2 separate regions of the Homo sapiens genome follow, and region 2 is linked to region 1. Evidence: chromatin loops called from intact Hi-C (ENCODE). Cell type or tissue: heart left ventricle. All regions are shown on one strand. Each heading gives the region's core, and the rest is flanking DNA. Links, peaks and the distances in the headings are about the cores only. Region 1 overlaps PPARGC1A (PPARG coactivator 1 alpha). Region 2 overlaps PPARGC1A-AS1 (PPARGC1A antisense RNA 1).

Region 1 (8,000 bases), core at 1-8,000:
ATCAGAGAAAGCTTCGTGGAGCTTGGTATTTACCATGTGTTTGGAGGTAGCTTTTGGATGGAATAAAGCAGGGAAATTATCCTTCAGGAGCCAAGTGAGTAAAGATTTTAGGATGTTTTTCCTGGTGATTAAAGTGCCAGAAACTAGCTTTGGTAGTGTAGTTGAATTAACTAGGCTTAATTCCTATCACATGCTATTGCAGTTTAATAAATTCCTGTGGTTAATGGAAGCTTTTTTAAATTTTTTTTTTCTGCCTCCTGCAGTGTGCTGCTCTGGTTGGTGAAGACCAGCCTCTTTGCCCAGATCTTCCTGAACTTGATCTTTCTGAACTAGATGTGAACGACTTGGATACAGACAGCTTTCTGGGTGGACTCAAGTGGTGCAGTGACCAATCAGAAATAATATCCAATCAGTACAACAATGAGCCTTCAAACATATTTGAGGTAAGGACATCCTTTGGAAACATTAATTTTTCATTGAGTTTGGCTTGGGCCCGACTAACATGGTAATAGACCTGAATGCATAATGAGTTCTTACTTTGCTATCATCAAAAGACTTTTCATCACAGTTACATACTTTCTAATTTATGGAAAAACAGCATTTGGAAAACAAATGTTTTGTTTTTATTTTTTTAAAGATTTAAAAAATAAATCAACTAGGGACTAGGAATCAACAACTGTGAGTGAGTTAAACTGTGTTGAAATACTAAAGGGTTGTGAAAGATTAGTGACAAAGAAGAACAAAAGTCTAAACCTGTTTATTCCTGTCTATTTCCCACAGAAAGAATGAGCAATAAATGGTACCTCATATAAATTAATAAATAAGAAGGCCTTTCTTTTTAACCAAGGGGGTAGATGTCTACCTTTGTTTGCTTTACTAATTAGGTGAGCTCTTTTGATTATTATTATTAATTATATTTTTGGTTCATATCTCTAATTTCTTTATATAATGGGAATTGCTAAACTTGACTAATCTACTGTATACTTATAAATCAGTCAAAATTCATTTACTTTTCAGTAGCAAGAATTACCTCCGTGACTCCGGACTCTTATTATAAGCCTACCCTATAATAAAGAATGTTAATCTATTCCTATTAAAGTGTTACTTTGAGAAAAGGAATTCTTTCCCACAAGATCAGTACTCATTTACTTGAAATACATTATTTTTTATAGGAACAAACATTTAGTGAGTACTCTGGCAAGTGAATTAAACGAAGGATGACATATCGGCTAGTTTTCTTTATCACAACCGCCAGTGCCATCATCATCATCATCTAATGTTTTCTGAGCACCTACTATGTGCTGGACTTTTCTTATTCATCAGCAAAGACATTTCTTATACTTCCATGTTATTTGGTTGAAATCTGAGTCTTAAGAAAGCCAAGTTTAAAATATTAACTGAGTTTTGCTGGAACCCAGCATATAATACATGCTGAATAAATGTTTGTTAAATCATGAGAGAATGATGAATATATTAATGTTGATAACAATAATAGTAATGACAATAATGGCCAACATTTTGGTATACTCATGCTTAATATATGTCATCTCACTTATCCTTGAAAACAACCTATTGTTAGGTCCTATTGTTATCATTCCTGTTTTACATATGCAGACACTGAAACTCAGAGAGGTTATTTGTTTTCCCCAAATCACACAGTTGACAATAAAGACCTGGGATTTGAACCCCAAATTTATCGGACTTCAAAGTTTATATCCTTGATAAAAATAGAGAACCCATGAATTTGGGTGACAGCCATCCTTTACAAAGACATATCAAGCTGCTTCTTTGCTCAATATATTTAAAAATAGAACAGAATCTTTCCTTTCAGTGTTGGTTGGCACGGAGGTAGAGTTAGCTGGTGAGCCGAGACGGCTGTAGGTTCTGCCTATGGCTGAGATTTTGTAATACCTCTGGAGATTAAGTGGGTTTTAGAAGAATGCTTAAGGTAGTAGAGTTTGGACTGGGGAGACAGAACAAGGTGGAGGGAACACTGAAGGTTGTGGTTAGTTCTACTTTCCCAGGCTTCTCAGCCGGGTCTTAGAAAGTTCATGTGAGGACTTGGCCAGTTAGAACTGGTAAATTGAACATTCCTCACTCAGTACACTTGTCAAGTTACAGGCCCATTCTAAGTCATGCTGCATTAAATAAACAATGCTTTAAAAAATGTCCATCTCCATAGACCTCTTATCTAAAAATCACCTATTTCATATCAGGTGAATGCCATGCATTTTGTAGAGGCTAGAGAATAACTTAGCGGTAGGGGAGATGGCATAGGAGTCAATGCCTCTCTGGTGGGCTACTTTAAAAAAAATACAACTTTCTCCATAACTTTTATGTCCCTATATTTTGTGTTGTGGTATTTGTGAGAGGTACTTTGCATTTATACCTTCAGGAGACTTGGTTCAGCATCTAGTTAATTATCTACATGTAGGTGCTTAATATATGCCATGCCACCCTTTTTGTCTCCCTGTATCATATTCTATGCTAATAAAATTATTTTCAGCACTCTAAAACAGAAGTTCATTTAATTTAGTCTCTCATTAGGTCATTTTAAACCAATGATTCTCAACCAAAGGCGATTTTGGTCCCCGCCCCACACCCCAATTCACGGGACATTTGACAATATCTGGAGGCATGTTTGGTTGTTATCCCTGGGGACAAGGGGATGCTACGAGCATTTATTGAGTAGAGACTAGAGACAAGGAATGCTGCTAAACATCCAACAGCCTACAGGACAGCTCCCACCACAAAAAATGATTCAGCCTCCAATGAAAAAAGCACTGAGGTTGAAAAACCCTGCTTTTAAATAAAGTCACAGGCTTCCCCTTTATAAATTACTAATGATTAATTGGTCAGATTTCTGAGAGAAGACATAGTAAGCTACTGGATATAAAGAATGAGAAGTCGTATAACGATATCGGGATGCCTGGGGCTCCAGGACTAATATGTCAGGTATCCTCTTAGTGTCAGAGGGCAAAAGTGACTGTTTAGGTAAGTTCCCATAACAGTTTTCTCTGATGTCACAAAGCCCATTCTTTATCGAGGCAAAGGGTAAAGTCATATGTGGCAATGCCCTTACCAACAGCAGCAGCTTCAGGAGTATTTGCATGGCATGAGGACACCTCCACTCTTTGCCCTCTAGTGTTAAACTCAGGCATCTTTTCTGTAATGTGAAAGGAAAGCGTGTTTTCAGCACAGGTGACATTCTAAAATTGGGTCTTCCCTGTGAAGAAGGTTCGTATGAAACCAGATAACTCTTTCATGGCCACAGGTTTGTGTTGCTTCTACCAAAGCAGCATTTCAGGGAAGTGCCTTCCCAGGGCCGGCCACTCACAGTGGACTTTTCACCTGCACTCACCTTCTTCCAATTTGCAAAGCCCTGCCTCATCACATTTGAGAAGGCCTTGTACTTGAGTAAGTTAAACAGTCACGGGCTCTGCTGTCTCTGATCTGACAATAACAAGCATTATCTACTTTGGATTCCCAGAATAAAATCAGGCACTGAGTAGTTAAATGCTTTTCCCTGACTCAAGTAGCACGTCAATGACACCACTGGAAACTGGCCATCGACTGAATTCTCATCAAAGCAGAAAGTGGGATTTAGGGATATATAATAGAGTGGCAGAGTCTTAAAATGTTGAGAGTAAATTATGTATCTCTTCTTTTTGTTTCTTCCATATGTTTGAATCTAAGTTTAATTTTTATTTAACATCACAAACTTAATAATGATAAAAAATGAAGCTGAATGTCACAATTTGAGAAAGGGAATTCTGGGTGGTGGCAGAGGGGTAGCAACATGCAATAGCACATGTTGGTTGAGTAACTGGACACGCAAACAATGTTCTCTGCTTACGCAACCTGTGTTTGGATGTGTAAATGCAGGTGACCAGGTACGATTCAGAAGCCACTTTAAAAAACAAAGCAAAAGGCTCAGAGGTAACAGCCTCCAGTGAATCTGATCCATGTGTAAGGAAAACAGGATGCGTCCCTGGACCGGCTGGTAGCAAGATTTATGTTTCAGAATATTGCAACATAACTTCCTTCCCTCTGTTGCCTTTGTGCATTGTTTGAAGGAGGAGAATAAAGGACTACTTTTGCAGCACAGCAGTCTGTAAAGATGGATGGCATGGGGTTAGTTTAAATAGCATATTGGCCTTTCTGGGTCACTGTGGGCAACCTTGTCCCTGGTTTATTTTAACACCTGCTTTAATGCCTCCATGATACAACTGAATGGGCATCTTTCATTCATTCGTCTGTTACTTCTGAATGAAGCTACTTGGGGTTCGTTAGAATGATGGCAAGTGAGAATGCAGTCGTCTCTAGGTCATTACTTGTAATACGTTCTGAGGACTGCCTTTGCTGATGGGGGGAGAAGGACTCTCACAGCTGTAGCCAGCGTTCATGTTTGGTCATTGCTGGAACTCTCAGGAAGCCTGAAACTGTGAACTTTGTAGCAGAAAAGGGTGAGTGGTGGTTTTGTATTTGTGTGTAAATTATCCTGCTATATGCAATCAAGGAAATGAATGTGGACGCTTTCAAGGCTACTTGGTTATTCTAGTGGGAATATAGATACTTTACTTTTCTTCATTTGGCTTTCAGTTATATTCTAAATTTTGCAAAAATGGACATATATTATGTACCTATCAAAAAGTTAAAAATAACAAATATTGGCAGTTCAACAGACCATGAGCATTTGAGGAGTAGGGAATCTGCCTGTCTTGTTCACTGACATTTTTCTAGATATTTTCTCAGAAAATAGCAGAAAGTAAGAACTCAACAAATACTTGTTGCATAATGAGTGAGTTGATCTTCATGTGTTTATTGATAGAATGAACTGCGTTAGGTAATGTGAAGATTATATACAAAGCACAAAAGAAGGCCTGTGTCCTAAAGGACTTTAAATCTAGTTTGGGAGGCAAAATGAACAAATGTAAAACAATTAGGAAACCATGCAAGGCTGTGTATACAAATATACAAGTATATGCATATGTTTTTAGTTCTTAGCAATTCGAAAACAATACAAGACTGTATATTCATGTATATGTATATATGTGTATGTACCTACATAGGATTATATATATATTTGCAATTTGCAAACATTGCGAGCTCGTGTATGCATATATGCATGCATATATATGTGTGTGTATGTATGTGTATTTCTAGCTGAGGAGATAAACAGCAAGAATAAATTCACAAAGCCTTGTAAGAGAAGAGCAGAGCGTTTTCATAGACGGGATGTGGAGGTGAGCTTGGTTTACTCAAAGTAAAATACATATTAATGGGAACGTGGCAGTAGTGGGAGTAAGTTTGGATGTAAGGTAGGTACAAAATTACGGTGGGTCATGAGAACCCAGTTGGAAATGTTTAGAGTCTGTTTAGAAAGTAGGATGTCATTGAAGATTTTTTAGCAGATCAACATAATGGAGGTGGTATTTAAGAGTGATAATGCTGACAGTCGTAAGAGGTGTAGGCAAGTAGGAAATACGGAAAATCAGACAGCAGGCAGTGCTGCATTCCAAACCCAATGTGATACAGGTACAGGGAAGGGACAAGGTGATAGCAGAGGGGGTGGCATTCAGGGAACAGATTCAAAGTACCTTGAAGGAAAATTCCATCAGCCCTGATAACTCTGAGTTCGGATAGAGAGAGAGGTGGTAAGGAATGCTAACTCAAAGATATTCCAAAGAGAAGCAGAACCTCGTGGATATCGTTCCTGGTTAAGTTTCTGCTCACCTTTAGGAGCTGAAGTACTTTCCTAGACTCGTGAGTCATTTTACAAAGGGGCCCTCTATCTTTCCACTGCCTCAGGGACAGAACATATTTAACCCAATCCACAAATTTACGTGGTGTCTGCTTTTTTTCACTTGTCTCCTTGGAGGAAATCCTGCAGCCTTCCATGGTAATGAATTCCTGCTTCTGACTGTGCCTGTGGTCAGACAGACTTTTCTATGAATGGCAAACCTCCTGGAATTTTAACAAAACAAATAGACAAGAAAAAAAGAATGCATGTATATACAACCTCACCTTAATTTAATCATTGGAAGAATAAATTCTTTTTTGTTATGTGGGAGGACTGAATTAATTTACAATAATCACTTTTATAAGATTTCTGGGATTTCCAATTTGCAATCAATAAATGTTTGTCATTTAAATTAAATTTACGGCCCACAGCCAGATTTTTGCCACACTTGGTAATGACACTTACAGAGAACATAGACTTCAAGTAAGAAAATAATAGCCATTTAAGTGGAGAGATAATTGGCTGTAACATAAGAACATTGAAGAATGTTGAAACTCATGGAGACTTATGGAGTATTTTAAAAATTTATGTTGTACTTATCTTTGCATTTGTAGTCTACCACAAAATTCCAAATTCTGGGTATAAATCAGTTAGATGTTCATCTTGGAGAGTCATAAATCAGGAAGCAACAATCTGACCCAGCCTGTGTGCTGCTTTATTTTCAGCCTCTCCTGTCGGCTTATCTTGCAGGGAGACTAAATAGTGTTGTTCGTTTGTGTGTGTGTGTGTTCATCTACACACCTCATTTAAGCACTGTGGTTTTAGACTTCTCGGCTTGATAACATCTGGCTTATCTTGGGAACATCTGGTTTATCACCCTATTTCTTCCCTGCCATTATGCTGACCACTGGAAAAATATGGCTCAGGAGTTCTGACCCACAGGGCTCTGTCTCTTGGTATCAACCCCTGCTAATAAATAGCAACTCACAGGATGCAGGTTACGTGACCATCTTTCACTGGCACTAACTTTCCTGCTGGTGGCTTTTGTTAATGGAAGGTGTGGCTAGGAGAGATGAAATTGGCTGCTTTTTTTTTTTTTTTTTATGGACGTTGATTCGGTTCTTAGCCATTTGCAGTTTGCAAAGTGAGAATGTGTATGTTTCATTAGGCACAAGGATTTCAGAAAGTGCTATTTTGTATTTTGGGATAGGAGAAACCAATGATTTCATGTCAGATACTCTAGGCACTCCAGAAAGTAAACTGGGACATTTTATGGGCTTATTGTAGGTTTTTCCAACCTCCCGGAGTCTCAACTGGCTCATCAAAGTTACTCTGCCTGGATATCTTTGGGGCCAAAATAGTGGAGACCCAAATTCACAAGGAGGAAATCTTGGAGCAGAATCAGGAAAAAGTGGCTCATTGCTTCTTAGATTTACTTCAAAGATAATAGTGTAGGTGAAAGTAATCACAAGGTTCAGGGTGCTGCATTGGACAAACTGTCTATTTGTATAGCAACCATGTGTCTGTGTGGAGACCTTATACACTTGCTGTGTTTATTTGTCCATGCCCCACTATCTCTACGCCAGGTCCTGGAAGCACAGCCCAGCAGATGACTCACCTCTGGATGGAATCAACACACAAAGCAGATAAAAAGCTGAACATTAAAGACCACATTGTTAAAGCAGAGAGCCAAATTGTTCCTCCACCATTCCCTATCCCAGACTTCACATCTAACAAGGTTAATTTGTCCCTATAATTATGTGCCTATTCTTTGAGTAATGAAAAATTTTATTGTGGGTTTTATAAAATGAATTGCCTGTGATGTAAAACAATTTCAGTAAGGGCCATTTTTTTTTCTTCTTCTTAACCTCTCAGGTTCCTTTTAACTTTTTTTTTTTTTTTTTTTTTTTTTTTGAGATGGAGTCTCGCTCTGTCGCCCAGGCTGGAGTGCAATGGCAAGATCTCAGCTCACTGCAACCTCCCCCTCCTGGGTTCACGCCATTCTCCTGCCTCAGCCTCCCTAGTAGCTGGGACTACAGGCGACTGCTACAACGCCCAACTAATTTTTTTTTTTTTTTTTTTTTTTTTTTTGTATTTTTAGTAGAGACGGGGTTTCCCCGTGTTAGCCAGGATGGTCTCAATCTCCTGACCTCGTGATTCGCCTGCCTCGGCCTCCCAAAATGCTGGGATTACAGGCGTGAGCCACTGCACCCGGCCTCCTTTTAACTTTTAAGACTGTGCGCTCAGAGGTACGTTT
Region 2 (15,895 bases), core at 3,703-11,702, 100 kb after region 1:
TACTTGTTTTTGAACATCAGGGGCACTTAGCAACATTATCTTTTTTTTTCCACATAGTTTTCTGTGATGGATTTTCAACAAGATGACATCCAAGTGAAAGCCAAAATTAAATGGGAAGGAAAGAATGTTAAGTGGTAAAATCCTAAATAGCTTATTAGACTACTTAATTGGAGGGAATTTATTTTTTGCTGCTGTTAGGAACTCTATAGTCAAGCTTCTCTTTAACAATACTAATTGATGAAAAAAAGTGGCTATAGTATTATAGTTACCACAAAATGCCCTCCAGCAAGTCATTTAAGGAAATTCACAGGTACTTTCCTTTGATGGACGTTGGTGTTGCTGAAAATCAAGTCCTGTCTTCATTCGTATCATCATTGCTTTCTCACTTCATTTCCAAGCAGGTCCCCTGCTTATTCCTCTCATAGCTTCACAGTGCGCTTGAAAGACTGACTTAATTCTTAAAAGAAAATTAGGACGTGCTTGTTCTTAGTTTAACCATCTACTAGGTTTTCGGCTTGATCACTATACCCTTTAATCAGATGTATGACTAATGTTTCATAGTGCTTAGAAGTATTGCCCTCTGTAAGCACTTCCCTATTTGTTGGCAGGAATGTGTATACACTATCACAGAATGATGATTAATTACTCTGCTTCCTAGAGAAGGGTAAGTTAGTAAACTGGTCACACGGCATGTGATGGAGCCGTGTTACTTTCATGTCAGGCAATTTAATGATCAAGTGCAATGCATGGCGTCATTCTCCTCCACTTATCTGTTTACATGGGAAAAGCATCCTGGTACTGATTCAATGAGCTGCCTTTTCCAGGGTCAACAGTCTGAATTGCAGTTCCGACTATCCAACAGGAAAACAATTGAACAGAAAGCAAAGATTGGAGTTCACCATCCACTGTTTGGCTTCAGTATTTGGAGGGTGGGAAGTACCTATCTGTTGGGCTGACTTTTTGCCATTTCCAGTGGCAGGGGTGGCGGCATTAAAGGGAGTGCCAATGTGTGCACCTGATGAATGAAATAATTCATAGACAACTCATAAGAGTTTCTTTGTCACTTGGTGCCAGAGTCTCATTGAGCCACTGTGTGCCATGGCATGCCATGGCAAAAACTAAGACCAAAAAGGTCACCTGAAGGAAAGAGAAGGAATCAATAGAAGGTTAACCAAACACATTTGAACTTCAGGCACGAAGCAAGGTTTGGACAGAGGTTTCCCGTGGTTTCTTATTTGCCTTGTATGCCAACTCATTCCATGAGATTATATAGACAAAATAGGCAATTGTGCAGCTAGGCTGTAGAATTGTGAAGAAAGGAATGAACCTCACATATTGGTTCTATATGTGAGGGTAGTTCTGTGTCACATAGACAGCCGCTGGCCTTTGATTAAAATCCTGTGTACTTCCTGGCTACCACGTTAATGGGAGACCCTTGAGGATTTCTCCACAGCTAGGTTTTTGGATAGAACTTTTAAGCTTTAATTTTGTGGAATGATAAAAAGATAATCCCTACATTCATAGAATACAAAGAGCTCTTTAGATTTCAATAATGCATTGAGGAGGCCCCCCTATTTTCTTCTCATTGTTTGTTTCAGTTCTACCATCTCAAAGTAGCCATTTCCAGCAAGGAACCTTCACCAACTTTCAGCATTCTGAAGGTTAAACTCAAGCCCCCTCAAAAGTCGTATCTGCTATATTTCATGGAGACATAACTTCATGGCATTGCAATAATTTAAAGACGTTATTTGCTTGTTTTTGCTGTCTTAAAAACTTAGCTTTATCAGCTCCTTTTAGAAACTTGATCAACTTGGAGACTCCCTTTCCTAGAATCAGCGCTTAGTGACACACCTGGTCATCCTGTATCCCAGCCATTGGACCTCAGGTAATGATGTTGCTCAATAAGACCTCTTAACATCCTCATTTTAAAATTAGAGAAATCTTCCTGTACTGGTAAGAAAGCAAATATGAAAAGCTGCCCTCCATTTGAAAGTCCAGTGAATTCAGGATGTGATTAAAACAGTGAAGATAATGACAAAGATGATGATGGTATTAGCTAACATTTATTGTGGATTTATCTTTTAGTCATTTTACTTAGCTGTTTACATGAATTTTCTTCATTAATCCTCCTAAACAAACTGTAAGGTAGGTATACAACTCTTCCCATTTTATTGAGGAGGAAATGGAGGGTTAAGGTAGCTGGAAAACTGCCCAGATTTGGGCAAAGTCCAGTTGGTCCTAAAACTTATTTTTGAAAGTCTCGTCCTATATATAATGCCTCCAGGAATAAAATATTAATCTTCAAAAGAAATCTGTTAGAGGTATTTAATTGTTAAAATTTGTGTACTTTTGTTGCTACCGTCTGACTGAAACCAAAATCTGCTTGTATTGCATTCATCATTCTATATTGATGGAACTTCTCCAACGTACTAGAAACTCCACATCTAGTTGGCAGTATAGTAAGAAAAAATTAAAAAATATATTTTGTAATAGCTTCGGTAGGACACTCTCACCAGAATCCTTATTGTGAGTATCTATATATCTATGTATCTGTGTATCTATCTATCTTCTATCATCTATCTATCTATCATCTATTTATCCATCTGTTTATCTGTCTATCCACCTACCTACATATATTGCATTTTGTGGAAAGTATATTGCTGTAAGACCAATGTCTATGAGGGTTGAGGCCAGAGATCCTCATACTTAATGGGCAGGAATGACCTAGTGCTGTGATTCCAAGGTGTACGATCTTACTTACAAGGGCTGATAACCAACTTTACAAAGAGGTAGAAACCTCTTCCATAAGTTAAAGTGGATTTGGAGGTATAAAATGGTATATTCTTACCACTGAGAAGTTAAATCACAAAAATAATCAAATTGAAGAGCTTTTTATGGTTTTTCAAGCACTATTAAAAAGTTTCTGGGCTGGGCGCAGCAGCTCACACTTGTAATCCCAGCACTTTGGGCTGAGGCGGGCAGATCACTTGAGGTCAGGAGTTCGAGACCGGCCTGGCCAACATGGTGAAACCCCAACTCTACTAAAAACATATGAAAATTAGCTAGGCGTGGTGGTGTGCACCTGTAATCCCAGCTACTTGGGAGGTTGAGGCAGGAGAATCACTTGAACCTGGGAGGTGGAGGTTGCCGTGAGCGGAGATTGTGCCACTGCACTCCAGCCTGGGTGACAGCGCGAGACTCCATCTCAAATAAATAAGTAAATAAATAAGTTTTCAATTTAGGGCTAATATAAGAAAAAAACTTAAAAAATAATCAGTCCCGATTTTGCAGCCATTGGTAAACCAGTCATTTTCTCAGAAAATTCGTCTGTCTTGGAGAACACAAACCCTAGGTTATTTTGACTAAAGTTCATAGAATTCTGAAAATGAAAGTTCATGACCAACTTTTCTTCTTTCCCACTTCATAATCTTAACTGACCTCATGCTCACTGAGCATGGCCACTGGATTGGAGACGGGCCTCTGGTATTGCAGTGTGAGAAACTGAGCCCCTCTTTCCAGAGATTCTTACAGTATCCTCAGACAAGCGATAGGCACGTGGAGAATCCACCTTTGGACGAAATGCTTCCTTGTTTCTGTGATTACATTCATTGTCATGACACAATGCTAGCTCGGATATCAGCTGTTCATGATAGAAGACCTTCTTAAGATTTCTTAAATATGTTTATTTGGATTTCTCTCTGCAATGCTAACCTGTCTACAATCAAATCTTAGGATTACTGTAGATACTGATCGGTAGACACTCAGTGTTCTAATTTATGGATCGCCCTTTGAGGGTAGTGTCTTTGCTGCACCTGGCATCAGTTGTAGGGAAAAGCGGGCTCAGTTTCTAACATTGCAATACAAGAGGCCCATCTCCAATCCAGTGGTCATCCTCAGTCAGCATGAGGTCAGTTAAGATTATGAAGTGGGAAAGAAGGAAAGGTGGTCATAAACTTTCATTTTCAGAATTCCATGAACCTTAATCAAAATAGCCTAGAGTTCGTGATCTTTTTTTTAATTATACTTTAAGTTTTAGGGTACATGTGCACAATGTGCAGGTTAGTTACATATGTATACATGTGACATGCTGGTGCGCTGCACCCACTAACTCGTCATCTAGCATTAGGTATATCTCCCAATGCTACCCCTCCCCCCTCCCCCCACCCCACAACAGTCCCCAGAGTGTGATGTTCCCCTTCCTGTGTCCATGTGTTCCCATTGTTCAATTCCCACCTATGAGTGAGAATATGCGGTGTTTGGTTTTTTGTTCTTGCGATAGTTTACTGAGAATGATGATTTCCAATTTCATCCATGTCCCTACAAAGGACATGAACTCATCATTTTTTATGGCTGCATAGTATTCCATGGTGTATATGTGCCACATTTTCTTAATCCAGTCTATCATTGTTGGACATTTGGGTTGGTTCCAAGTCTTTGCTATTGTGAATAGTGCTGCAATAAACGTATGTGTGCATGTGTCTTTACAGCAGCATGATTTATAGTCCTTTGGGTATATACCCAGTAATGGGATGGCTGGGTCAAATGGTATTTCCAGTTCTAGATCCCTGAGGAATCGCCACACTGACTTCCACAATGGTTGAACTAGTTTACAGTCCCACCAACAGTGTAAAAGTGTTCCTATTTCTCCACATCCCCTCCAGCACCTGTTGTTTCCTGACTTTTTAATGATCTCCATTCTAACTGGTGTGAGATGATATCTCATTGTGGTTTTGATTTGCATTTCTCTGATGGCCAGTGATGGTGAGCATTTTTTCATGTGTTTTTTGGCTGCATAAATGTCTTCTTTTGAGAAATGTCTGTTCATGTCCTTCGCCCACTTTTTGATGGGGTTGTTTGTTTTTTTCTTGTAAATTTGTTTGAGTTCATTGTAGATTCTGGATATTAGCCCTTTGTCAGATGAGTAGGTTGCGAAAATTTTCTCCAATTTTGTGGGTTGCCTGTTCACTCTGATGGTAGTTTCTTTTGCTGTGCAGAAGCTCTTTAGTTTACTTAGATCCCATTTGTCAATTTTGTCTTTTGTTGCCATTGCTTTTGGTGTTTTAGACATGAAGTCCTTGCCCATGCCTATGTCCTGAATGGTAATGCCTAGGTTTTCTTCTAGGGTTTTTATGGTTTTAGGTCTAATGTTTAAGTCTTTAATCCATCTTGAATTGATTTTTGTATAAGGTGTAAGGAAGGGATCCAGTTTCAGCTTTCTACATATGGCTAGCCAGTTTTCCCAGCACCATTTATTAAATAGGGAATCCTTTCCCCATTGCTTGTTTTTCTCAGGTTTGTCAAAGATCAGATGATAGTTGTAGATATGCATATGCAGCATTATTTCTGAGGGCTCTGTTCTGTTCCATTGATCTATATCTCTGTTTTGGTACCAGTACCATGCTGTTTTGGTTACTGTAGCCTTGTAGTATAGTTTGAAGTCAGGTAGCGTGATGCCTCCAGAGTTTGTGATCTTAAGACAGAAGAATTTTTTGAGAAATGACTGGTTTGCCAATGGCTGCGAAACAGGGACTGATTCTTTTTTTAAGTGTTTCTAACTTTTAATTAGAAATCATTTCAAATAAACATGAAAGTGCATAAAATAATAGAATTGAGCCCCATGTATCTCATACCCAGCTTTATGAGATGTTAATATTTTATTCAATATGCTTAAGATTGCACTTAAATCACATACCTATCCCTTTATTCTCCTTTCTTCCTCAGTAGCATTCTCTCCCCAATAGTTAGTATGTGTTATGCCTACTCACTTTTTCTCTTTAACTACATTTCCGTATATCCACAAATGAGATGCAGTATTATTTTGTATCTTTTGACAATTTACATGTTTTTCTACTATAAGTGTTCTTGTACAATTTGGCAGTAGTGCCTTTCAATGCAAATGCAACTAGAGCAATTGAGCCTTGGTGTAAGCCAGAAGGAAATCCTTCTTTCCAGGGGTTTGGAGTTGCCTTAACAGCTGCTCAAAGTGTCCCAGCTACTCATTCTTTGCTGCATTCCTGACATGCGTCTTGGTTTCCTATTTATCACTTTGGCTCATGCTTAAGTGCATTTATGCAATAGCTTTAAAAGTCTTCGACCCTTGATCCACACCCTTCTCTTGCTTATTGAGTGGTTGTAAAGTTGATCCAAGGGAACTGGAGGTCATAAAATCACAGCAGAAAATGGAAACTCATACCTAGTTATTAAGAGAATGGGTTCTTGGATTTTTCTTTTTTAAGTAAGAAATTTTGCTACACTCCTCACCTTCCCACTCCCACATACCTCTGCATGGCCGGGCCCTGTCTAGAAAGGACACTGGGAGGCCCCAGGACTATAGAATTTATTTCTTGTAATAGTAACCAATTAAACTAGTTACCAGTTGGAGAGCATGTTCCAGCACTTAAGTTAATTGAACTGTTGCAAACGAAATATGATTCTAAATTGTTTCAGTATTCCAAATCACTTCATGCGTGTAGATAAAAATGAAAAAAATTACCAAATTGGTTTGGAATGTGCAAATCAAGCATACAGTGCGAACATTTAGATCTATGAACTGATAACTGCAGTAGGTACCTTGAAAAACTTTGTGGGCTTTTTTTTCTTCTTCTTTTGCTGAGCTCTCCTTTGAATTCCCAGAACCACTACTTGATGTGATAGTCAATGAATGGAAGTCAGGTGCAATCAGAAGGGGAACTGTCTGCATCAGGATTTTTCTACCAATTTGCCCAGAAAATAATCTCTTCATTATTCATTTCATGGGCCAGGTAAGAAGGGAATTGTTGAAAGGAGATTTAGCTTAATGGATGAACTGTAGTATTTTATTCCGGGAGAATCTGGCTAGAATTTGGTTTATGAGTCCGGAGGGTATAGTTCTCCTTGGGGTGGTGACCCTTCTGTACCTAGGGCCACTGCACATAAACAATGAGTGTCTAAATTCAAGAAGGAGATGGTTTCGAGGAAAATCTCATGGCAAATGTTGCTACTTTCCTGTCTCCACAGTCTCTCACTCTTCATGTCTCCCCCATCACCCAACATATATGTGGATGACAGTCTGTTTCCATAGCTTTGTATTGCTGTGAATTTTCCAACCCTCTACATAGATCAGGTCAAGGGCTGGAATTGAAGGGGTTGTTTGAGAAGTTTGGATGGGCTGTGAGGCTCTTGGCAGCTTAATGAGTCATCTTGAGTAACAAGTCACACAAAATCCATGACAATTCTCACCTCTCTTCAAGGTTATTCCTTCCCCTCCCAAAGGAAACCTAAGAAAAAGCAGTGAAATACATCAGTTGATTTCATGAGCTCTTTTTGAGCGGATAAAATAATTTGAGTTAGAATACAGGCTGCCATTGTTGTTGCAGTTACAGTTCAAGTTGCCTGGCACCATACAACATTGGAACATAAACCACTGACAAAAACAAACTCATGCAGAATAAACCGACTCGACACAAAGAGCAGAGATATTAATGGACCAGTCAGGTGCGTGACCAAAAGGAAGGCTTGGTCCTATTACAGTTTAGGCAGCTGTATCCATAGTATGAGTTGAAAGATTCAGAGTTGATATTTTTCTCCAAAATATATTCTCCATGGCTTACAAATAATACCGGAAACCCAACATTTTTTAATTCATGTATTTTTAAATTAAGAAAGACAATAAACTGTAGCCATCATCAGTTCTAGCAAATCCTCACCTAGATCATTTTAAGAGGAGAGCTAAGGCTGGGCTTGGTGGCCCACGCCTGTAATCCCAACACTTTGGGAGGCTGAGGCGGATGGATCACGAGGTCAGGAGATCGAGACCACCCTGGCTAACATGGTGAAACCCTGTCTTTACTAAAAGTACAAAAAATAAATAAAAAATTAGCCGAGCGTGGTGACACGTGCCTGTAGTCCCAGCTACTCGGGAGGCTGAGGCAGGAGAATCGCTTGAACCTCCTAGGGAGGCGGAGGTTGCAGTGAGCTGAGATCGCACCACTGCACTCCTGCCTGGACAGAGACAGACTCCGTCTCAAAAAAAAAAAAAAAAAAAAAAAAAAAAGCTAGTTGCATTAGGACAGAAGTGAGAGAAATAAGGTTATCCAAGACCTCACTGCCTGGAGAAAGGCAGGAAGAAGTGACACTAGGTGCTCAGAGAAAGGACAAATAGTGAGTGTGCCATCAATTTCACTATCATGTGGAAATTTCAGTGGGCTCCTTGTTCATTAAACGTTTATTGAACATTCACTTTGAGCCCTGTGCCAGGCATAGAAAGGATAAATAATGTTCTTCCTGCCTTCAAGAAACTTCTAATCAATTGTGGAGACATAGATAGTATTCAACAAACTTTAAAAAGCTCACCTACTGTATCCCAGACATTGTTTTAGTCACCAATGTGGTAGAAATGAATTAATAAGAGACCCTGTCCTCAAGCAATTTGCAGTCTGGTGGATGTACATAAGGTAATTAGTGTATAACTAATAAATGTCTCAAGATCTGTGGGAAAAAAAAATTTACTAAGGAGGGAGGAAGTTCAGTGAAGGCTCTAAGGGATCTATATGGCCTGAGCTGGCCCCTGACATGTAGAATTAGGCAATGGGACGAGCAGAAATAGTACAACTCTCTCTTTTCCTGGATCTCTCCTGGAGTTGAGAGTATCCAAGTTTTTGCTAATCTACCCGCTTATAAACACTTACATTGTTCAATTACTTAGTCCAAGTGTTTGCTCAATAAAAACTTTCCTGACCCATCTCTCCTCACTCCCTGTCCCCAGACTTGTAGAACTCACTCCTTTATTGTCTCTCCTGCACATTAACCTATCACAGCACTGATAATAGTATATTCTAAATTATTTCTTTACCTTTACTTTGCCCTTTGAGTTTGTAAGGATGCTGGCTGACTGCTGGGATGGATGAATAAAGATGGATAGAATTTTCATGTTTACCTAAACAAATCCCCAAATGTCCTGGCTCTGAATCACTTCTAGAATATTCTTCTCAAGCTCCTATAAAATGGCAATTTATGCTTTTTGAGATGGGAAAATGATCCCTGAAGCCTTCTCTGAAGAACTGAATGTAAGGAATACTTGTGTGGTGGCGTTTCCCCTCTCATGTCTCATTCACAGAACACTCCAAAACATAACCATTTTGCTATGACAGAAACATGATTTCTTCATTTGCAGGCAGCCATGATGAGCTTGCTCCTCCTGGACCATACAAAACATACGCTGTCTTTCCCTAGCTTTTGGAGGTTTCCCCACACAGGATAGCTCTGGGGAGGTTGTTTTCTGCTTGTCTTGTTTCTAAGCATCTTTTGCTCATCTTTCCTAGCCGCACGGTTCTAATTTCTGATTGCCTGGATTATATATCAACTAGGCCAAGTTTTTGATTCCTTAGTCACATGGGAAGTTGGGTCAGGAAGGCGGGGGCTGCAAAGGACTCGGGCATAGAGCCAGCTTTCCCAGGAGTTGGCCATGATCGTACTGATTCTGCGTATTGTTTTAAGGGTACACCCCTGGGGGGTCTAGAGATTTCTGCTGATCCTAGGGACTTAGAGAAGCTCAAAACCTAGCGCAAAAGACTCATCTGAGCTCAAATGGATGAAGCCTGGGGATATTTGCTCATGCCTTCCAAATATCTGTCTAAAAACGTCTCATTTCTGCTATTTCTATGGCCAAATGAATTGTCACATCCATGTGCATACCTTACCCAACAATCTGTTTATCAAGAAAGAGGAGCCTGTTGTCTCCCAATTTCTGCTTTCCAGGCGACTGATATTAATTACTTTGCAGCAGGAACAGTTTATCTCTGGCTGAAACCAAAGCAGATGAAAATGCTGCCGTGCTGTAAGATTTATTTATTTATTTTTCTTGAAACGATGAATGGGATGAAGATACTTATCTGAGAGAACAGGTTTCAGGTGGAGCCTCCGTCAGCAGTACTTTGAAATGTATTGTTAGAATATGGCTGATCTGGGTAAGGAATAAAAATAGCGTGTCATAGTGTGACTACATTAACTCATTTCCAACACAGGAAGCTGAGGCCCCTGCACAATGATAGACTTGTCCTGAAAGTAGAAAGCACGACCCCCATTAATGACGATGGACCTAGTTCTCAATTACTGGCATTACTTAAAAGATACCGCTAATCTCAGCATTTTGGGAGGCTGAGGTGGGTGGATCACCTGAGGTCAGGAGTTCGAGACCAGCCTGGCCACTATAGTGAAACCCCATTTCTACTAAAAATACAAAAATTAGCCAGGTGTGGTGACTTGCGCCTGTAGTCCCAGCTACTCGGGAGGCTGAGGCAGGAGAATCTTTTTTTTTTTTTTTTTTTTTTTTTTTTTTTTTTTTTTTTGAGATGGAGTCTCGCTCTGTTGCCCAGGCTGGAAAGTAGTGGCACAATCTCGGCTCACTGCAAGCTCTGCCTCCCAGGTTCACGCCATTCTCCTGCCTCAGCCTCCCGAGTAGCTGGGACTACAGGCACCCACCACCAAGCCTGGCTAATTTTTTTGTATTTTTGTTTTTTTTTTTTTTAGTAGAGACGGGGTTTCACTGTGTTAGCCAGGATGGTCTCGATCTCCTGACTTCGTGATCCACCCGCCTCGGCCTCCCAAAGGAGAATCTCTTGAACCTGGGAGGCGGAAGTTGCAGTGAGCTGAGATCAGGCCTCTGCACTCCAGCCTGGGTGACAGAGCAAGACTCCGTCTCAAAACAAACAAACAAACAAAAAGATATTGCTAATTGCCCCAAAGCTATGGCCCTGCTTTAGACCTAATCTAAGTACCCTAGTACAGAGAACAAAGTTTTAAAATCAACCTATCCCCCTTCAAATTATTAAGATTCTACCCCCAAATGATTTCTTCTGGGTAGTTTGCATGTAGATTCAGCACTGAATCCCCAAGAGGTTGACTGAGAAATAATTAGGACAACCTGACAATGAAATAATGGTCTACCCTAGTTATGGGACTCTAGGGCATTTATTTCTTTACATGTCTTAGCCTCGGTTTCCTCAATAGAAAATAGGAAAAGAAAGCCAACTTGGTGGGGTTCATCTGACCCATTTTTTTAGGTTAATCTATCTAAAAGGACCTGGCAAACAATGGTCATGCTCCGTTTTCATAATTAGTGGCCAAGAAGATAAATGTCTTTGAAAAAATGGAAACTAGTGATAAAATTTGGGGTCAAAGGATACATTTGGTTGGGTGTGGGGCTCATGCCTGTAATACCAGCACTGTGGGAGGCTGAGGTGGGAATGATGACTTGAAGCCAGGAGTTTAAGACTAGCCTGGGCAACATAGCAAGACTCTAACCCTACAAAAAATACAAACATTTGCTGAGTATGATGGTACATGCCTGCATTCCTGGCTAGTTGGGATGCTGAAGCAGGAGGATCCCTTGAGCTGTGGAGATCGAGTTCACAGTGAACCATGATTATGAGACTTCACTCCAGCCTTGGCAACATAGCAAGACTCTGTCTCTAAAATAATAAAACAATTAAAAATAATGCATTTTTAAAAAATCAATTTTATTTTACTTCCCATACACTGTTCTAGACAGTGAGGCTAAGGGAAATAAAAACAACACAAAGACTCTGGCCAAGGTTGGAACCAGAAGCTCTGGGTTCTAGTTCTGGCTTTAATGTTAACCAGCTGCAATTACTTTGCCAATGTGCTTTATCTCTCCAGGATCCATCGGCTACATCTGTAAAGTAAAGAGCCAGACAATTTCCAATTCTGACATTCTATGCAAATGAAAAAATGTACTTTGTGCATCAACCTCTCGTCTTTTCCTGGCCACTCTAGCCACTCCTTTATGTTCTCCTTCATTAACTACTATTCTTCTACTTGAATCTTTCATGCAAATATTCCCTTAGTTGTTTTCTTTAATCATATTTCTTTTCTTTGTCCATGTTTTCCTTGAGATGTATCATTGACTGCAGTAACATTGACTTCCCTAAGACCATGGGAAATGACTCTAAATCTATTTCCCCAACTGAAATCACTCTCCCAAGCTTTTGACTCACTAACTACTGGACACCTCCTTTTGAGTTTTCTCCCAAAGTTTAAACATAGTATGTCTCAAACTGAACCCATTATCTTATTCACAACCAAAATCTACTTATATTCTTCCATTTTCAGAGATTGTCATCAACTCAAATTTCCCTGGCCCAAAGCTTAGGAGTCACACAAGCCCTCCCTGCCATTCACAATCACATCTAATTGATTACCAAGTCTTGTTTATTTTACTTCTTTCAAAGCCCTCAAATCAATCATCTTTCATCTGCATTTTTCCATTTACAACCAATTTCACTATATCTTCCACTTTGCAGTCAAAACATTGCTTCTAAAATGCTAACATTCTATCCTATCTATCTTATCTAGAGCCTACCAACAGTTTCACCTGGTTTCCTGGAATCAAACATAAAGTCTCTAGCATCAAGTATAAGTTTATCCCTGAATGATCCCCACCCTCTCATTCAAAAGTTATTTTCACCACGCTCTCAGCCCCACAGCTCCACTCCTACTGCAATTTTTGCGTTTTGTGGAATAGACTCTATTATATTTCTAAAATTTTGTAAAAGCTGTTCTCTCTGCTTGGAATGCCCTACCTTTCTTTCTCTATCTGAGAGGCTATGGGAGTTTTTTCCAGGGTGGCTAAGAGCCTATGCTTTGGGGTAAGACATACCCGTGATCAAAGTCCAGATCTAGTATTTATAAGCTATGTGATAGTAGGCAGGTTGTTTATCATCTAAATTTTAGTAGTATTACTTTTAAAATGCAAATAACAATACCTGCTACATAATGTCATTGTAAAGATTAAATATGAGGTGTTTAATGTGATGCCAGGGACATAGGAACATCAATAATTGGCAACTCATGTTTGTCCTCTACAGCTAGACTCTATGATCCTCCTCTCTTCTCCTAACCACACCTCTCATGTTCTGCTCTGGAATTTACATTACAGGATGCCAGAGACAGAGTCTATTTTGTTCACATTTATTTAGCACTTGTCATTGTCTGACCCAAGCAGGCCTACCATAGAATTTCTGTTTCCATCAAGATTCAACTAAGTCACTATTTCTTCTAGGAAGTTTTTATTGAACCCCTAATCTTGCTTCAGCATTGGTTAATTACTTAAGTAATAGGCTCTGTTTATACACAGTTGGAATTCTTTCTCTTTCTTCAGTAGAGTCTTGAGTTTCTGGAGGGCAAAGACCGCACCATTTACACCTTTGAATCCCCAACACTTTTCTCAGCTCCATAGAGTAACACTAAAAAAAGCCTGTATGAATGCATGAGTGAAGGAAGGAATGGCTGGATGAGTGATGAATGAGTGGATTCTCTCTTTACCTCTGTTTCTTTCTTTTCCTCTTTTCCCCCTCTTACTATGCTCCATTTAAATTCTGTTTCTAAGAATCAGGTAGAGAATGTGGAAACTAATGGATATCAGGCAGGTGAGGACACACCTTCACCCAGAGGAGACATGTAGACTGCCCCCTGGTGCTCTGCTGAAATTGTATTGATAGTGGCACCTGGGAAGGAAAGGTCCTTTGATCACAGGAGCTTTAGACAAGCTTTCCCCTGAGCAAGGGCATGAGAACAGCACAGACAAGCTGCTGGAGAATTTTGCAGGCCTTCCTGAAAGGAGTCTGAAAAGCTGGTATGTAGGTCAGTGTCCACCCTGGGACTCAGCCCACGGAGGTAAAAATAAGAGCCTGGAAGGACTGAGTTTCCAGATGCCCAGGTGAGAGTGGCTGGGGGGAGATGTTCTGAAAAGGAGGAGGAAAATCTCTTTAATTTGTTCTCTGGGACATGGCCTCCAAACCACCTTGTAGGCAAGGCACAAAGCCGAGATGACCCTGATATGCATCGAAATGAAAAGGTTTGTGTGCAAATCAGGGAAGAATCCTTTCTGCACCTACAGGATGGATGCCAGGGAGTTAACATTTGGAAATCTCAGCTCAGTGCCAGGACGTTGTTTGAAAAGGAGATCTTGGAGCAAATGCCAGTGAGGTACAGAGGAGAAGAAGTGAGGACAAGGACTCCAGGAATTAGCTATTCAAGAATGTTCCAGAAACCTGATAGCTGTTTTCCCTGTCAAAAAGAGAGAGAGAGAGACAGGAAAAAAAAAAAAAAAAGGACATTCAAACGAGCATTCATCGAAGCAGGCTGCTCAGGGTTTTCAAGGGAATTGGGAGGGCAGATGCTACAAGGTTATTGGAGTCAGTGTCAAATGCGAGAACAAAGTGGCAGTGACATGAGCTAAGAAATGACTAAGCACCCGAGCCCTGGAGTAGTAATAGATGGATCCAAATGCCAAGTGAAGCAGTTGTCTTAACTCATTTGAATACTTCTGAAGAGGTGATGAAAAAATAGCAGGAGGGATGGAACCTCTTCTGTTCCGGAATATCCCAAGATGATAAGAGAATGTTGCATAATGTTACTCTGTGATTTGCTTGATCCACCCTTCCCTATGGCTGCTTTCTCTTTAGTTTTAAAATGAAAGTTTTAGGTCCAGCGCACATAGGGTTTCCATTTGATATAGGGGCTGCTGTTCCTAGGATTTGATTCCTACTTGCAGTGTGGGACTCTCCCTCTCCCCATGAAGGGGTGCTCAGAGTTTTAAGAAAAGAGCATGGTTTGGCATTCAAGCAGGTAAGTTTTTGGCTTACATAGAACTTCCTCTTTCTTCCTCTCTTGTTTTTCCTTTTCTCATCGCTATTTATTTCCATATATTGAAAAACCTGAATAATTTGGACCTAAGGGATATAGTGAAGTGAGCAGAGAAAAGTTAAGGAGGCAAAATTCATATATACAAATTGTATTGTCTCACATGGAGTGTTTGTATATGAAGAGTAATTGAGTAGATATTTAGCATATATTAGATGCTTTATAAATACTCCTATCCCTGCTGCTCCCGCTCCTTTTCAGTTCCCTCTTTCATTTCTGCTTTAGTAAGATAAAGATTACTTTGAAAAGAATTATTGTCAATGATAGCCACCATTTACTGAATGCCTCTTCTGCAGCAGACTCTACATTAGAATATTTGTGACATCAGTTATGCCTTATCACAATTCAGAATGGGAGCAGCAACTGTCCCCACTTTACAGATGAGGAAATGGAGCTAACACACAGTAAGTCACTTGCTACTGCTGCTAAAAAGTGAGAGAGCTGGAATGCAAATTTAGGTGTTCTGCACTCTAAACCCACGTTTTGCTTTGTTTTTGTTTTTTTAATGCTGCTGCATTTCTCTCATGGATCATGCAAATGTAGCTTCTTGGAGCAAATACATAGCATTCCTTCAGAACTGGGGCCAGGGCTGTTTAAGTTGGTGAATTACATCTTGGGGTGGCCATCCCTTACCTTTGGCATTCTCCTTCCCACTCCCTCTGTTCAAACAGCAACAAATCATGCTGCCCTTTTAGTCAAGCACCCTTTTATTCTTTCCTGAAACTGTGTCTCACCAGCCCTATCCCTGTCCTTTAGGGGTCCAGGGTCTTAATTAGCTAATTAAATAAACTTATCTTGCCTAATAGCTCTTAATTCCAAAGTCAGTGCCTTTCCTTAGGTACTAAATACAGAGTCAAATAGAGAAATTTCAGTTGGTAAAGGTTGCTGAGAAAGATAAATTTTTGAAGTAGACAAAACTTTATTGCCTCCCAAACCTCAGAGAAGCAGTCACTTATTCTATCCACATGTTTTTGGCATTTCCTTGCTTACAAAACCCCACAGAAAAACTGGGTATTGAGATCTAAGCCTCTAATTGTCTTAATAAGTTTCAGTTAGAAATGACTTTCCATAATTTGTTAAATATTTCCTGAGCACCTCCTATGTGCTAAGCTCTGTTCTAGGTAAGACATTCAGAGGGAAGCAACTCAAGCACCTGGAGATGGCCTATGCTACAGGTTGAGTATCCCTTCTCCAA

What was found. Hi-C counts contacts between places; a loop is a spot of excess contacts. Peaks named below come from ENCODE experiments on the same cell type or tissue, not always from the same donor. Only the 100,000 strongest peaks of a DNase experiment are listed, where the experiment ranks them.
Region 2: it touches region 1 in a loop (4-fold over the local background); 3 of 110 quality-filtered maps call a loop at or near these places.

The regions. Positions count from the first base shown.
Region 1 is chr4:23,877,195-23,885,194 of GRCh38, reverse strand. PPARGC1A (PPARG coactivator 1 alpha) reads left to right here. Exons shown (of 13, transcript NM_013261.5): 2 at 264-443. Among named protein-coding and RNA genes, the nearest start is that of PPARGC1A, 8.9 kb to the left of the region's middle. In heart left ventricle, for the core only: a CTCF peak has its summit at 3,148 (motif pointing left); no DNase peak of the experiment used is centred there; H3K4me3 peaks cover 321 bases; H3K27ac peaks cover 7,063 bases.
Region 2 is chr4:23,773,464-23,789,358 of GRCh38, reverse strand. It overlaps PPARGC1A-AS1 (PPARGC1A antisense RNA 1), which reads right to left. Exons shown (of 3, transcript XR_925475.3): 2 at 9,678-9,940; 3 at 6,322-7,256. Among named protein-coding and RNA genes, the nearest start is that of PPARGC1A-AS1, 12 kb to the right of the region's middle. RefSeq lists an enhancer at 20-1,219. In heart left ventricle, for the core only: no CTCF peak of the experiment used is centred there; no DNase peak of the experiment used is centred there.